Regions from separate parts of the Mus musculus genome. Here region 1 is linked to region 2. The links are chromatin loops, found by intact Hi-C in ENCODE. Cell type or tissue: gastrocnemius. All regions are shown on one strand. Links, peaks and the distances in the headings refer to the core of each region. The heading gives the core; the rest is flanking DNA.

Region 1 (8,193 bases), core at 2,205-4,704, 140 kb after region 2:
GGGCTCGCCTAAAACTTACAGAAAGTATATATCATAAAGAAAAGTTAGGGAGCTAAGAGAAGAAAGAAAGAAAGAAAGAGAGAGAGAGAGGGAGGGAGGGAGGGAGGGAGGGAGGGAGGGAGGAAGGAAGGAAGGAAGGAAGGAAGGAAGGAAGGAAGGAAGGAAGGCAAGCCGATTCCTGGTCAGCCCAGATGTGATCAAGTTTCTGTTGGCATGCCTTCCCCATCATAAACTCAAATTAATCCTGTCTCCTTCTGGTTATCCGAAGTTGCTTGCTACATCTTGTATCGGTCTGGAAGGGATGCGACCCTCTAAACCGACTGTGGTACTGTGCCCTCCAGCAGGGGCCCCAGGCTATCACTCTGCTCAGCAAAGAGACAAGCACCATATTCCCATTGCACCTGCGTGCCAGAGGGAGAAGACCCAGAAGGAGTTTGTCTAGCTTGCAGTTACACCGTGGGAGTCACAAACTGAACTGGACCCAAAAGAAACTTTTGTTGTGATTGTGGAAAGAGCAAGTTAAAAAATTCGGAATGCAAATTGTTTCCTGACAAATGGACGGTGGTAACTTCTTGTAACAGTACAGTAAACACAGTTTCTTTGGATTATACCGCGTTTGTAAGGGACGCCATTCTGATCCCGAGGTAAGGTTCTAGACGAGATGAATCAGTTATGTCTGTGAGGACCGGCTCCATGACAGGCATCTTGGTGCTATTCCCCCCTGAGAGTCGGGGTGTCCAAGAGATGGTATAGCAGGCTTGTATGAACCACTGTTCTTCCTTGCACTGCCCAGTTGGCAGTTACCAGAATATCTGCTACTGTTTGTTAACAAGATGGGCGATCAAGAAGTTATGAAGCCTTGAAAATAGAGGTCACCCGGATAACACCCTAGAAGAGGATGTTCTAGAATATGCTGGCAAGGAAGTTGAAGCTGTGCAGAATGATGAACCCTGTACCAGCTCGGGTTCTGAATCGGACCTCCAGACAGTGTTTAAGAAGTACAATGCCTGGGGGAGGGGAGGGCTGATATTGGCATGTAAAGGGAATAAATAAATAAATAAATAAATGGAAAGAAAGAATGAAAGGGAGGAAGGGGGAGAGGGAGGGAGGAAGGGAGGGGGAAGGAGAGAGAGAGAGAGAGAGAGAGAGAGAGAGAGAGAGAGAGAGAGAGAGAAAGGAAAGGAAGAAAAGATCAAAACTGAGTTGCAGACTTTGGGCGCGCCAAGCTAAGCACTCTGAAGAAACATGCCACCTATTGGCCCCTGAGCAGGCGCCGCAGGCTGTGCACCTGACGAGACTCTAAGCCAATGCACGGAGAGCTAGATGTCCTGTTCCTGACAGGACATCTAGCTCATGGAACAAAGGCAAGAGTGACCAGGCAACTTAATAGACACCCTTAGTGCCAGGCAGTGGTGGCGCACGCCTTTAATCCCAGCACTTGGGAGGCAGAGGCAGGCGGATTTCTGAGTTCGAGGCCAGCCTGGTCTGCAGAGTGAGTTCCAGGACAGCCAGAGCTATACAGAGAAACCCTGTCTCGAAAACACCAAATATGAAAAGAAAAAAAAAAAAAAAAGACACCCTTAGCAGCACTAGTAGAGTCCACCAAGTGGAGCTCAGTTGTGAATACTAAACTTAAAGAGTATCTGAAGAGATTTACGGAGGTGCGGTTGTTAGAGAGGACACGCAGCAATTTGAAGAATTTCAATCAAAAAAGAGAAGGAGAGTGGATGAGCCGCAGTATTACTGCAGCTAGGGTGAGTACCATGTTTCCTCAGTTAGGTTGTCCTGAATAAAAAGACCTTGGTCTGGAGAAAGCAAATTCCTTCCTTCCTTCCTTCCTTCCTTCCTTCCTTCCTTCCTTCCTTCCTTCCTTCCTTCCTTCCTTCCTCTCTCTGTTTTCTCTTCTCTTCTCTTCTCTTCTCTTCTCTTCTCTTCTCTTCTCTTCTCTTCTCTTCTCTTCTCTTCTCTTCTCTTCTTTTCTTTTCTGCAGTTTGTTCCATGACTCCCAAGCCTGCTCAGGGAATCCTCTTGCTGCTTTCTGAGGTTTGACCATGGCTTAGAAGGGACTAGGGAGCTTTTCTCTGGACCAACCTTCAGAGTGGGAGACTGATGCTTCTGGTTCTGATGTTCTGGTATTGATGTCTGATGTAGGCAGGATGCAGGAAGCCTTTGTTCTGAGCTTCATGATGATTTTAAAGTGAAAACTCCCACTGTTCTGCTGGTGCACCAATGTCATCATTAGTACGGTGATGCTCCTGGGACTTTCGGGGAACCCACCCACGTATGAGTCCCTTTGCTGTTGCCTAAAAATAACCAGAATCCACCCTGCCACCTGTGGTGGATAACAGACTAAGGATTCCAGAAAAAGCTCTCAGCTGCACACATGTTGAGTTTTTGTGTGTAAACAGTGTGCACAGCCATTATCCTCCTTATCAAAGTCTTCTGAAGATTCTATGGGATGCTGTATTGGGGGAAGGAAGAAGCTCTTGGATGCTGTAAAATGTCTTGAGCTCCCCCAGTCTACTCGGAAAACATCTTTTGATCCACAAAGAGTCCTAAGTTGCACTCTCAGGTACAACTTAAGTGAGGCACACAAAAGCCATTTTAGGCTGCATGTTGGTGTCAGTAATTTTGTATACATGAGTTCCCGGACAGGATGAAGTAGCCTACATCATCTTATTAGGCCTCCATAAATGGCAGGGCTGATTCTTCTTCTTCTTCTTCTTCTTCTTCTTCTTCTTCTTCTTCTTCTTCTTCTTCTTCTTCTTCTTCTTCTTCTTCTCCTTCTCCTTCTCCTTCTCCTTCTCCTTCTCCTTCTCCTTCTCCTTCTCCTTCTCCTTCTCCTTCTCCTTCTCCTTCTCCTTCTCCTTCTCCTTCTCCTTCTCCTTCTCCTTCTCCTTCTCCTCCTCCTCCTCCTCCTTCTGATTTATTTATTTTATGTATATATGAGTACACTGTAGCTGTACAGGTTTCTGTAAAATCCAAATAAAACCAATTAAAAAACAGCTTGTGGTACCTTCTTCCAGGATGAAAATATACCAGTCATAATTGAGTAACATCCTTTTCCTTCAAGGTCAGTGACTTTCCTACATTTTCAGATATCTAGTGTGCTGATTAAAACTTGCCATTAATATCTTTTTTTTTGTTTGTTTTTTGCTTATTTTTAAAGTTTTTTTTAAAGATTTATTTATTATATGTAAGTACACTGTAGCTGTCTTCAGACATCCCAGAAGAGGTCATCAGATTTCATTACAGATGGTTGTGAGCCACTATGTGTTTGCTGGGATTTGAACTCAGGACCTTTGGAAGAGCAGTCAGTGCTCTTAACCGCTGAACCATCCTTCCAGCCCTTGTTTCTTGTTTTTGAGTCAGAGTGTTTCTCTGTAAAGGGGTTGCTTAAAAATTACAGGAAGTATACATTGTAAAAAAAAATTAGGGAAACAGGTACACACACACACACACACACACAGAGAGAGAGAGAGAGAGAGAGAGAGAGAGAGAGAGAGAGAGAGAGAGAGAGAGACAGAGAGAGAATGAATGAGGGTTTGACTAAGGAAACCACAGGACTTTCTGTGCTTCATGGTCCTCCTTCCCATGCTGAGGGGAGCTTGTGCCACCTTGTGTTCATTGTACGCAACAACTACAGATTAGGTTTCTGATTGTTGGTTCAGTGCCTAGCCAAGAAAAACTAGGAGCTTCTCTGTCAGATAAATGAATGTAGGAACATAGAATTCATGCTCCCAGACCGCAGTCATTCAAAATGGCTCAAGATCAAACTATATTCTAGTCTCTTTTAAGATGAGTGTTGTAGGCTATCTACTAGAGAAGACTCATCAGATGTGGATTTAAGCCAACACAAAGTGTGTATTAGCCAGCAGGTGACTACACCGGGCGTTTGGGATCCCAGTGCAGCCCCAAGCCTTCCTTAGGGGGAGCTATTAAGCACAAAACCATGTTCTGGGTTGACATCCTTCAGTTAACAAGAACAGTTAGCCAGAAGCGGAAATACAAAGTCAGAAGGCAAGGTTAGTTCATTTAGAGACTTTCACAGAACTGTGGACGTTGATGGATTAGGCCTCTGTTTTAGTTTTGACTGAGATGGTGTCGTCAGCATGCTGAGTTTTACAACCTGAATGGCTCTTCCATCATGGAGTCACTGGTGCCAACGTCTGGAACGTGTTATACAGTAGGCGCTGTTGGTTCTGTGTTGACAATATTGATTCTGCAACATGGGACTTACGGAACTATCCACTTTTCACTGGTAGAATCACCAGAATGGAAGCTAGGAATAAACCCACTGAGTTGAGACCATCTGATGTCATTTCTTCAGATAGACTGTTGAGTTCTTTTTGGGGATTCAGACCTCTATTGGTTTGACCAGCTGTCTATTTGTTTATTCTGAGCTGCTTAAAAAAGACTCTACCTAGATAAATAATTTTTTTTTGTTCTGCTTTCAAAGCACTTGGCTTAAAGTATCTGGTTTGAACACATTTTGGTCTTGACATTTGGTCTTGCTTGCTTGCTTGTAGATCTCTAAAGGCATTTTTGGTCTGTTTTGCTTGTTCTCAGAACTTCTTTGCCTTTGGAACTTTGAAGGTATCTTTTTTTTTTTTTTTTTTGGTTTTTCGAGACAGGGTTTCTCTGTATAGCTCTGACTGTCCTGGAACTCTGTAGACCAGGCTGGCCTCGGAACTCAGAAATCCACCTGCCTCTGCCTCCCGAGTGCTGGGATTAAAGGCGTGTGCCACCACACCCGGCTTGAACGTATCTTGTTTCTGTTTTGTTTGTCTTGGTTTTTGTTGTATTTAAAATTGATTTATTGTCATTTGGCCTTTGTTTCCTGACGCACCTCAAATTCGTAAATTTTCAGCTTCTTCTCCTGTGACCTCTCCAAGCTTTTACTTTAGGGATTGTATGAGCAACTGATGATAATGACTCTGAAGACAAGAAACAGTTGTTCCCTCCCACCCAGAACTGTGGCGGTGTCAAGGGGAGCAACACGTGACCTGCAGTGACCTCACAGGGAAGCATAACAAACATACCCATTCCTGGGTCAGAAGGAAACTACATATGGGGGATTGGTCACCCCCTGTCTTGAGCTCTTTCACATTTGCAAAAACCTGCAGGAAATTCCTAAGACTCAGTGGGAGAAGAGGTCTCCTGGTAAAGGCAGAGAAAGTTGATCCAAACCCAGCACATAAAACTGACCCAAAACAAGTATTCCTTGGCTAGCATAGTTAGATCACTAGGCAGGAAAAAGAAGCACACACACACACACACACACACACACACACACGCACAAATGCATCCACATGTGGCAGGCATGCAAACAGAGAACAAGGCTTCGAGAAAGAAGGAGATGCATTTAGAGATAAACTGCCGTCAGATATCATAGCTGACTTTATATGTAATAATTATTAACATGAGAGTATTTGGGCAATTTTAACATTTACTACATCCAAATTGGTTTACCTTGCATGCTTAACAAAATCCTAGAATTAAGGTTGTTATGGGTTATAGGCTTAAGCTTGGGGCTAGAGTTAGAAGGTTAGGTTAGGGGTTAATGTTAGGATTAGGGTTAGTGACTAGGATTTCGGGTTAGGGTTCGACAGAGAAAGAATGAAGCTGATAGCATGGAGTCACCTTCAGGGTTGTGGTTAGGGTTAGGGGTTAGTGTTGGGGTTGTAGTTAGCTTTGAGAGATTTAGGGTTAGGGTTATTGGTTAGTTAGGGTTAGAGTCAGTGGGTTAGGGTTAAGCTTTGGGTTATGAAGTTTGGATATGATTTGGGGAGAATTGAGGTCAAATAATCATATTTTATATCAATTTAAACATGTTTTAACTCCAACCAATTGTTTGTGCTAAATGTTCATCTTAGCTGGAGTGATGTCTCATTGAGTAAGACCATTCTACTCTTACTGAAGACCCAGTTTCAGTTCTCAGCACCAAAATGGAAGCTCACCCCATCTGAAGCACCAGTTAAGGGATCCCACTACCTCCTCCGTTTGTGGTAATGAAGTATCCTTGTGGTACACATACATACATTCAAGTAGAACATACATTCACATAAAAGTAACTAAAAAAAAAAAAGACATCACCCACATGATTCTAGTGCCTTCAGAAATGAGTTTCTGGTGTCTGAAGGCATGAGGTCAAAGTCAATTAAAAACAGTTCTTAAAACAATAGTGTATGGCCAGGAGTCATGAATGTTTCAGCCTTCCTGGATCAGTCCTCTACATTCAAGGAAAGATTAAAGCAGATTGCATGAATGACTGATGGAGTTACCTACAGGGCTGTGAAATCAGCTGAGATGTCAACCCTGCCCTTGCCTAGTCCTCCCGGGTAGATTACTCTCCCAATTCCTCCCCCTCCTCCATACCTGTGGCACTCAGCCAACTCCTCTCACTGTTGTAAAATCAATCACTAAACTCTGAAGAACGTGTACCACACACTGACACAACACATATGCACATGTTGACCTGATGTCGTTTCTTGTTTTTATGTTTTTTGTTTTGTTTTTGTTTTTCAAGACAGGGTTTCTCTGTGTAGCCCTGGCTGTCCTGGAACTCACTCTGTAGACCAGGCTGGCCTTGAACTCAGAAATCCGCCTGCCTCTGCCTCCCGAGTGCTGGGATTAAAGGCATGTGCCACCACTGCCCCGGTGTCATTTCAAGTTGTGTCTTATTCCTTGCTGGCTGCTCAACACTTGAAGCTTGATCTCTCTTACAGGATGGCATATTTTTTGTTAGAAGATCTCTAAAACAAGAGACAGTTGTTCTTATTTGGAGCAGAAGTGGTTCAGGGTTTCTGAACATATGTTTCCTATTCTTTCCAAGTGTGGTTCTGGTGGGTAACATTCACCAGAACCGAAATCAGAAATTAGGATTTGTGTATACGATGGTTTGAATATGTGTAGCTTAGGAAGTGGCACTATTAGGATGTGTGGCCTTATAGGAGTAGGTGTGGCCTTGTTGGAAGAAGTGCATCATTGTTGGTGTGAACTTTAAGACCCTCCTCCTAGCTCCCGAGAAGCCAGTCTTTCCCCGTTTGCCTTCGGAACAAGATGTAGAGCTCTCAGCTCCTCCTGCACCATGCCTGCCTGGATGCTGCCATGTTCTAGTCTTAATGATAATGGACTGAACCTCCGAACCTGTAGCCAGCTACAATTAAATGTTGTCCTTATAAGAGCCTTGGTCGGGCTGGTGAGATGGCTCAGTGGGTAAGAGCACCCGACTGCTCTTCCGAAGGTCAGGAGTTCAAATCCCAGCAACCACATGGTGGCTCACAACCATCCGTAACAAGATCTCTCTTCTGGAGTGTCTGAGGACAGCTACAGTGTACTTGCATATAATCAATAAATAAATCTTTAAAAAAAAAAAGAGCCTTGGTCATGGTGTCTGTTCATATCAGTAAAACCCTAAGACAGTGTACTAACTCAAAAGTTACATTCATTTGCAACTTGTAGTTAAAGTGAGAGTAATTGGGTTCCCAGGAAATAAGGATTTTTAAAGTACAGAGGTAAGGATAATTTTACTTGAATATTTTACATCATAGGGAATATTTTAATAGTGTTTTGACTTCTCAAATAATCATTTGACCTTGAAGCCTAGTTTGTTTGTTTGTTTGCTTTTCTTTTTTCCAGACAGGGTTTCTCTGTGTAGCCTTGGCTGTCCTGGAACTCACTCTTTAGACCAGGCTGGCCTTGAACTCAGAAATCCACCTGCCTCTGTCTCCCAAGTGCTGGGATTAAAGGCGTGCACCAGCCTGTTTTTTTTTTTTTAAAGGAATGCACATTCTCCTTTTCTGTGTGTCTATTAATGTAATGCTTCATGATTGAAATCTGATCTTTTGAGCTGGAGAGATAACTCAGAAATTCAGAGCATGTCTTGCTCTTCCAGAGGATCAGAGTTCAATTCCTAGCACCCATGTTGGGTGCCTATAACTCTAGCTCCAGGGAATCCAAGTCCTCTGGCCTCCTTAGACACCAGCACCCAGGTTCACACACGCGAAGACACAAAAACTAATAATAATGAAGAAGAAATTCCTGTCTTCATTTTAAAATAATTCATTCTGGTTGATGTATTTGAGAGTGTATATCAGGTATATTGTGTGGTTTGGCTCATGTGTGCATTGGGTAGTCATCAGTTCAAGGAAACTGTCTTGTTCATCTCCCTACACTTTTGTCCTTTCTTGG
Region 2 (8,193 bases), core at 2,662-5,161:
ACAACATGAGGAACTGCACTAGGACGGGTGAGAGCCACCACTTTAGATCCTTAATTTGGGACACCAGTGATGGTCAGCAACTGAGGGCAGAACCTATTCAAATACTCCCACTGAGTGCTGTCTTCCTGTAGATGAAGCTTGAAGCTCTCACAGGAACCATCCCTGCTTTCTACCATTTCCTATACAGATGACTTTATTGACCACTGGATCTCAGCAACCATGTGAATGGTTGTATAAGCGCTCATTTTTTTTCCTCCTCTAAAATTTGAGTTTTCCCCTACCTGGTTTGAAAAGTGAATTTTTATTGTGTGAATTAAACTTTGATTTGAAGCTTGCTATTAAAAACAAAAACAAAACAAAACAACAACAACAACAAAAGATCAAAGAGGAGAGTTTAAGAGCACTGACTGCTCTTCCAGAGGTCTTGAATTCAATTCCCAGCAACCACATAGTTGTAATGAGATCCGATGCCCTCTTCTGGTGTGTCTGAAGACAGCAACAATGTATAAAATAATATATAAAATAAATACACACATACATAAAATAAATATTTAATATATAATAAATAATGAAATAAATCTTAGAAAGAAAGAACAAAAGCTTTTCATATAAGAGAAAGTCCTTGTCTGTCTCTTTGCTCCACAGAACTTTGCATGTGTAGGAAGAATGTAGTCTTGGTTCTTTCTTCACATCTAAATTACCAGTAAGTACTGTGTGAGAAAACAAACTGCAACTGCAACGAGTGAACTTGTAATCTAGAAGGAGAAGTTCACTGGCTCTTTTCAAGGAGTCTAGAACTAAACCTAAGTTCCATTCTGAAAAGCTGCAGAACTAACCACAAGTTCAAGGCACAGCAATAACTTATCCTGACACTACCACTTGAATGAAATGATACCTTCAGGTGAGCTTCCATTTGAACATCCTAAATATTCCCTTCGCTCTCTTCAGCTTCTGCCCTTTTGTTGTTGCCATCTGTCACTGAGGTAGCTTGCTCTTATTCATTTGCATACAGTTAGCCAACCTCTAGTTGTACCTTTCTTGTGTTAAAGGCTACACACTACAGTGGGGATGATGGGACACTGTCTTTGCACTACTCTTAAATAATTTGGTGATTAACCCATGTGCATCTGTTTGCAAAATATTTTTTTAAGATTTATTTATTTTATGTATATGAGTACACTGTAGCTGTACAGATGGTTGTGAGCCATCATATGGTTGCTGAGAATTGAACTCAGGATCCCTGCTGGCTCCAACCCTGCTCGCTCTGGCCTCAAGATTTATTTTATTATTATATGTAAGTACACTGTAGCTGTCTTCAGACCAGAAGAGGGCATCAGACCTCATTCCGGATGGTTGTGAGCCACCATCTGGTTGCTGGCATTTGAACTCAGGACCTCTGGAAGAGCAGTCAGTACTCTTAACCGCTGAGCTATCTCTCCCTGTCAGCTGTACGATCTGTCCAAGCGCCTGTATTTCTGTCTTCCTTTCCCATCACACTTCTTTCTTATCTACTAATGATCAAGAACATGAGCGGGCATGCCACGAACAGAATTTCTCATACTTGTTTAAAATGATAAGCTACACTTATGTCATATGTTGCTCTATAATAGGATGTTTTTTATTTTGCTCTGCCTTTCTTCCTTGTGCGGGGAAAGGGTATACCTCAAGACAAAAGAGCAGGTCTATGAAATCATGACACAATATAGAAGTCCAAACAAAGTCAGGGCTAGCCATCTTTTAATGTGTGTATGTGTTTCCTCCTCTACTGTACCAAAATTAATATTTAGAGGGATGATCCACAATATATTTGAGAAGCAACACTTGAAAACTTACTAGTTAGGCTAAAGAGACAGCCTAGCAGTTAAAAATACTTGTTTCCCTTGTAGAAGACTAGGGACAGTTCCCAGAGCCCACATGGTGGCTACAACTGCCTGCAATTCTAGTTCCAGGGGTCCAATGCTCTCTCCTGGCCTCCATGGGTACCAGACACGCACATGGTGCATATATATACACACACAGACAAATACTTATTCACACAAAATAAGCACCAGACCCCACTCCTCCCTGAGGAACTATTAGCAGTTAACTAGTGAGAACGTGCCATCTCCCTCAGTGGTATACCCATTGATAAACTGTTCTTGCTCTGGTAGATAACTTTATGCACACAGGGAGGTTAGGGGGGAGGGAGGAAAGAGGGGCCTGTTGGGAAGAAGAGGTTGGACTGGTGGACTCGTGGGCAATGAGGGAGAAAACACTGAAGCTCATTATATAAACACTTGATAACTGTCAGACGATATATTGTTACTAATTAGCAGTGCTGAGGGCCTGCATCAATCCCCAGCATCATATAAAACCCAGGCTGTGGTATGTCCATAAAACTCCCAGTGCTGGGGTGGGGGAGGCAGGCTCATCTCTGGGGCTCTCTGACCAGTCAGCCCTTTGGGATCAGTAAGTCCCAGGTCCCAGTGAGAAACTCTGTCTCAGAAAACAAGGTACGTGGCCCTTGAGGAACATCATCAGGCTGACCTCTGGCTTCTACACACATACTGCACATGTGTGCATGTGAACGAATGAACTATCCGTGTCTGTACACACCAAATTCACTAGAACAAGATTGGCATAGCTACCTATATTATATTGTATGGGGAAGTATGAAGATATAAACAATGAGAACTGGTTTAGGAAAAGCACTCTATTTTCAAATATATAGAGAACTGCCTCAAATGGACCAAACATTCAACGATAGTATAGATACTCTTGTTATTATGTTTCACATACTATACTCTTTTAGTGCTTAAGAAAGTAAAAGTCCGGAGTAGGACACCTTCAATAGTTTAGATTAATATGAGAAACTTTGAGAAAGAATCAGGGCTTTATAGCTTGAGGGAACTAAGTAAGCTTAATCTCAACTCTGGTGCTTCTAAAGGAATTTTTTTTTTTTTTTTTGAGTAAGTGACAACTCTGATTCCACCTTAATAAAAGGAATGATATTATACACTGCAATATTACAGATGTGTATTTAACATTGTTAACATTCTTAAAAGGAAAGATGTTAACAAAATAGCGGTCATCCTACAGATAGTGTGCAACCTTCCTACCTTCGATGCCTTTTCACTACTAGGGTAGGATAATCCAATTCTTCCCATTGTAGTGGACTCCTATTCCATCAGCATCTTTTTCCAAAACTGATTTTTGAGGAAAGTGTTTTGCATTTATAAAGTACTACCAGACGCAGGACCCTAAGATAAGCCCAGCACTAGAGAGGCAGAGGCAGGCGGATCTCTCTGAGCTCCAGGCCAGCTTTGTCTACAGAACGAGTTCCAAGACAGCCAGCCCCCTGTCTCACAGTGGGGAAATGAGATCGCTTAGATTTTAAAAAATAAACTCTATCGTTTTTACTGTAAAATATAACTTTAAAGTGAAAAAAGAAAAACACCACACACAAAACCCACTTTCCACCTCGTAATTTACCCCACTCATGGATTGGGGAAAGAGTGTCACTGTGGCAAGGACCTGAAGGCTGTAAAGCTTTTCAGACCGCGGTCAGATACCCAGGCTCCTACGGAGCTCAGTATAAATCTTCATAAACAAGTGTGAAAACTTGTGTGGTCGGCGGGCAGGCTTCCCGGCAACCTACCCTAGCATCTTCTGCAAACCACAACCCTCCCCTTCGAGGGCTGGCGGAGCCTGACCTTGGGCAATTGGGAAGCCGGGGAAGCTTCAGCTCGGACGCCGCCAGGCTCAGAGACTTCCGGCGTCCCGTGCGAACGCCCGCTGCTGGACTTTCCTTCCGGTTCGCCCGGTGCGCGCCCAACCAGTGCGCGTTCCCGCCGGGGCTCTAAGAGCCGCACCACAGCGCCATCTATGCTCCGGAGGCCGTAGAGCAGGGGTCCGGGCCGAGCCCTGGCATTGGAACTGCAGGAGCCCTTGGCTTTGGAACCCAGATGAGCAGTCTGGTTTGATTTCTTGGGGCCTTTGACTTTCAGCCTCTCACATTCAAATAAGCTTTCGTTTCGTGGGTTTCATGTATATTTATATAAAGAGATATCCAGAATTGGAAATGGGACCTAATGGCACTTAATGGAAATGGAAAGATTCAGGCTAGAATCCAGCTGCCTCCAAGAGAAGGAAGTGCAGTATCGCCAAAAAGGAGTCTGGGGCTTTATAGGGTGCTTTTAGTTGAGCAGTGGTGTGGCAGAAGAGCTTTAAGAGAAAAGGGACTGGAATTAGAAGTTTTACATGTGGTGGTGAAGGGTTCGAGTCTTTAGAACCGGGACTGTGGTCAGTCTAGCCGTTCTGAGACAGGGATCATCTACCATCACTTGTGTAAAAAAAAAAAAAAAAAAACACATTCAAATTGATCAGAGATTACTAATCAGAGTTTCCCAAATTAGATCTCCAGGGGTTAAAGAGACTTCTCACGGGATCTCTGATAGCACTGACGATTTTGTTTTTCACATAGATATTAATAGTTCGCTTATATTTAATTTCAAAAATCATACATTATCAGTATTTTCTCAAACACGGGTTTTTTTTTTTTAAGTAATATAAGTCCTAGCCTTATTTTACGAGGACATCAAGCCAAAGTATATGATATAATTAATGGATTATCAGTTGACAAATGTGAACATTGTTTGTGGTAATTTTCAAAACCAATCCTACTCTCTCTTTTCTATGGCCTCCCATCCTGACTCCTGAGTTGTCCTGTGAAGGCTAAAGGTATATTTTAAGTTTAAATTATTGTGTGCTTTAGGCATAAAACAGAAATGTCTCTAAACTGTAAGCCCCTCTTGGCAAGAACAGATAGCTTCTTGGAATGCTGGGAGCTGTTGCTCCTGTAAGACAACAAGCCACTTGTTTTCACTTCTGTAAACAAGGCTGGTTGTCTCAGCTGCACAGGATGTGCACACATAGGTGGGAGGTGTAGGCAGGAAATATGTCAGGATGTATACTTGCCCCTGATTACATAAAAGTGGGATGTATATAGCCTTGTCAGTTTTGATTGTATACGCTTCTGACTAATGTAATTTGTTACTCTGGGATTCCTGGATATGGCCTTGGGCAGTGTCCCTTGTCCTGGCCAGTATTTAATAAAGCCTGCTTAGCTCAAAAATTGTGATAGTAGTCTTATTCTTGCCTTGTGGGATTAACAGTCCTTGTGATTTATTTCGGGTAGTATCATATATATATATATATATATGTTGTTTATATATGTCTATGCGTGAGTTTTCTATCTGATGCCTTTGGAGGCAGAAGAGGGCATGGAATTCCTGAACTAGAGTTAAAGACAATTGTGAACCTGCCCAGGGCCAGCCCTGGAAGATCTTCTTTCATGTTCTGGCTCTCCTTGAGCATTAGCAGTGATAAGATTTGGTCTTAGAAGGCACTTAGGGTTACTATATAATAATAATACGTTTTCCTATCTCAATTATAAGTCACTGTGCTTCAGTAGCTAACCTGCCTTCTGAGATCTTCTGAGGTGAGCAACTGTTTTGCACCTCATCCTAAAACAGGAGGAGATTAAGTAAAGTGGCCTTTGTTCTATCTCCAGCAGGAACTGCACAGCTTTAACTTTCATCCTGCTAGTTGAAGTCACAGGAAGAAAAAAGGGACACTTTGGAAAGTGATTTGAGCATTTATTTCTAAGTTGTAAAAAGTTTCCGATGAAAGCTTTCTGAGAAAAAGGGGGAAACAGGCTTGTAAAAAGGGGGGTAGGTGGGTAAGGGATCTAGGAAAAAGGCAGGATGTAAAAAAGTGGGACAAAGAGAATTGCTAAGAGAAGTGAGACAAGGAGAACTGCTCCCTTCTCTTTATCCTCAGCACTTATTTACATCTTTCAGAATACATGATCCCATGGTAAAAAGTTCAGCACAAGTTTACACAAAATTCAAACCATAAATCGAATAAGTTTACAACAGAGAATGTTTACATGCATATCCATTAGTAGTAATTATCTGGCTAAACATTCGTCACCTGCCACAGCTACACAGGTTCATGGAGAGTTAAAAACCATAACTTAAGTTATTAGTGAAGCTTTGTATAGATAAACTCAGTCAATATTTCATTTTCTGTTCTAGCACTTATAACAAATTGTCAATTCTCTTTATATGACCTTTGGTTAATGGTTTTACAGTCTTTTAAAAATAACTGAGAATTCCAACTTTTTTTTTTATTTTATTTTTTTTTTAAAGATTTATTTATTTATTATATGTAAGTACACTGTAGCTGTCTTCAGACACACCAGAAGAGGGCGTCAGATCTCGTTACGGATGGTTGTGAGCCACCATGTGGTTGCTGGGATTTGAACTCCAGACCTTTGGAAGAGCAGTCGGGTGCTCTTACCCACTGAGCCATCTCACCAGCCCGAGAATTCCAACTTTTAACACTATAAAAGCTTTCAGTAAAACAGATCAAGCAACAGTTTCTCATGGCTGGGGTTAAATAAGAAAGATCTAATCACAAATCTTTATGATGTGTGATCATTGAAAGAAATACAAAATATGAACTGTTTTTATCAAATACTATAAAACTTGTGTTTAGGACTCAGGACAAAGAAGTAAAATCTTTTATCTCCCCCAACCTTTTAAGACTTTTATGCAAATGTTTTGAGACTTCTTTATTTCCCATGTGCCAATTCTTTTCAGACTACACAGTTGAAAGAGATTATGAGGTTGGACCCCATTAGTTGGGGAAAGACTCACCTGGGTTCTGATAAAAAGCAAGTGCACCTCTCCTCTCAATGAAGAATAAAGTTTGCCTGGTCCAGGCACTTCAGTTGCAGTGGTGATTTCTGGAACCTGAAACATACTTCTAACATCATTGCAAAGACGGTTGACTGGGCAGTTTTATTGTAATGCGATGGCATTTGTTCTGAGAAGGTATTTCCTGAGACTCGAAAAAAGAACAGGAGCTTTTGGGAAGATTAGAATCTCCATTTACTTGCTTTAAACTCTATCATTTTAGGGCGTTAAACAAGAAACTGAGCCGCTGAGCCACACAATGTTTGATGAAGTATAACAGCATTCTGAAAAGTGTTCAATGATGCCTCTAAAAAAGAAACACCCACCCACCACCAGCCACAAACCCTCTGGAAAGTCTCAAGTTCAAACACATCACCTTCGCCCTTGATCTTCTGCACCCCATCTCCCCCACCTCTTCTCCTCTTCCTCCTTTCATTTGAAAACTTGGACGCTTCCCTTAAGTAACATGGATGTTGGACTAAGACAGACAGTGTTAAAGGCAAGGCTATTTATAGAGTAAATGTTTTTACTCACAGCCAAGCTGTGAAAGTGCGGAGTTAAATAAAATAACCTGGTGATAAGCAATGTGCTTTTCTTGTTAGTAACAGCAGTTGCTAAAAATTCACAGTGAAGAGATTACAATCGAGAGAGGTAATACCTCACAATCAAACAGAACCCCAGAGAGCTGTGCCCTCTGGAAGAGGCTCAGTTTGGTTTCATTTTAGACTGACAAATCTTTTACCACTACCCCTCAAGCAACAAGGACCGCTCTGTACCTCATCCATGGAGATTGAATTCTCCACAGTTTCTTCCAGAAGGAAGTAGAATATTGATAAACTCACAGATAAAAGTTACGTTACTATCACTACTCAAACATTTGATGAAAGGGACACAAAAATATTTGATAAAATTTAAGTTCATAAAGATGAAAAGGATAGCGCTGTGTGGTTCTGAGTGAGGGTTTTCTTTCAACGTTCTTGACAGTTTCCTTACTAGTGTACATTGGTTAGACAAACGAATAGTTCTCACTTTTATGTTTTGATACATATTGAATTTCTTCTCAGTCACCTATTTTAAGATATAAGCTGTGCTATAATTTCAGCCTCTATTTTGCTGTCTAAGTTACTTGTCTCGATTTTCTGTATTAACTGATTGTCTTGTCTCTTCCTTCCTTCCTTCCTTCCTTCCTTCCTTCCTTCCTTCCTTTCTTCATTTTACATCCTGAGCATGGTCCCTCCTGCCCCCCACCACAGTCTCATCCCTTCTCCTCTGAGAGAGTGGAAGCCCAACCCCCATTCCCTATTCCTCCACCCAAGCACATCAAGTCTCTGCAGGGCTAGATGCTTCTTCTCACACTGAGGCCAGAGAAGACATCTGAGTTAGGGGACAGGGTTTCTTCATAGACAGGCAACAGCTTTTGGGGTAGCCCCTGCTACAGTTGTTGTTGTTTTTA

The links. A loop is a pair of places that touch in the nucleus more often than their neighbours do. Peaks named below come from ENCODE experiments on the same cell type or tissue, not always from the same donor. Only the 100,000 strongest peaks of a DNase experiment are listed, where the experiment ranks them.
Region 1: a loop joins it to region 2, with 7 times the contacts of the local background. A loop is called at or near these places in 21 of 42 quality-filtered maps.

What each region holds. Positions count from the first base shown.
Region 1 is chr4:34,918,768-34,926,960 of GRCm38, forward strand. It overlaps the pseudogene Gm12361. Among named protein-coding and RNA genes, the nearest start is that of Platr9, 11 kb to the left of the region's middle. In gastrocnemius, for the core only: a CTCF peak has its summit at 3,627 (motif pointing left); a DNase peak (open chromatin) is centred at 3,622.
Region 2 is chr4:34,774,587-34,782,779 of GRCm38, forward strand. It overlaps Smim8 (small integral membrane protein 8), which reads right to left and starts at 3,780. Exons shown (of 3, transcript NM_001330757.1): 1 at 3,693-3,780. In gastrocnemius, for the core only: a CTCF peak has its summit at 3,877; a DNase peak (open chromatin) is centred at 3,817; H3K4me3 peaks cover 1,606 bases; H3K27ac peaks cover 1,183 bases.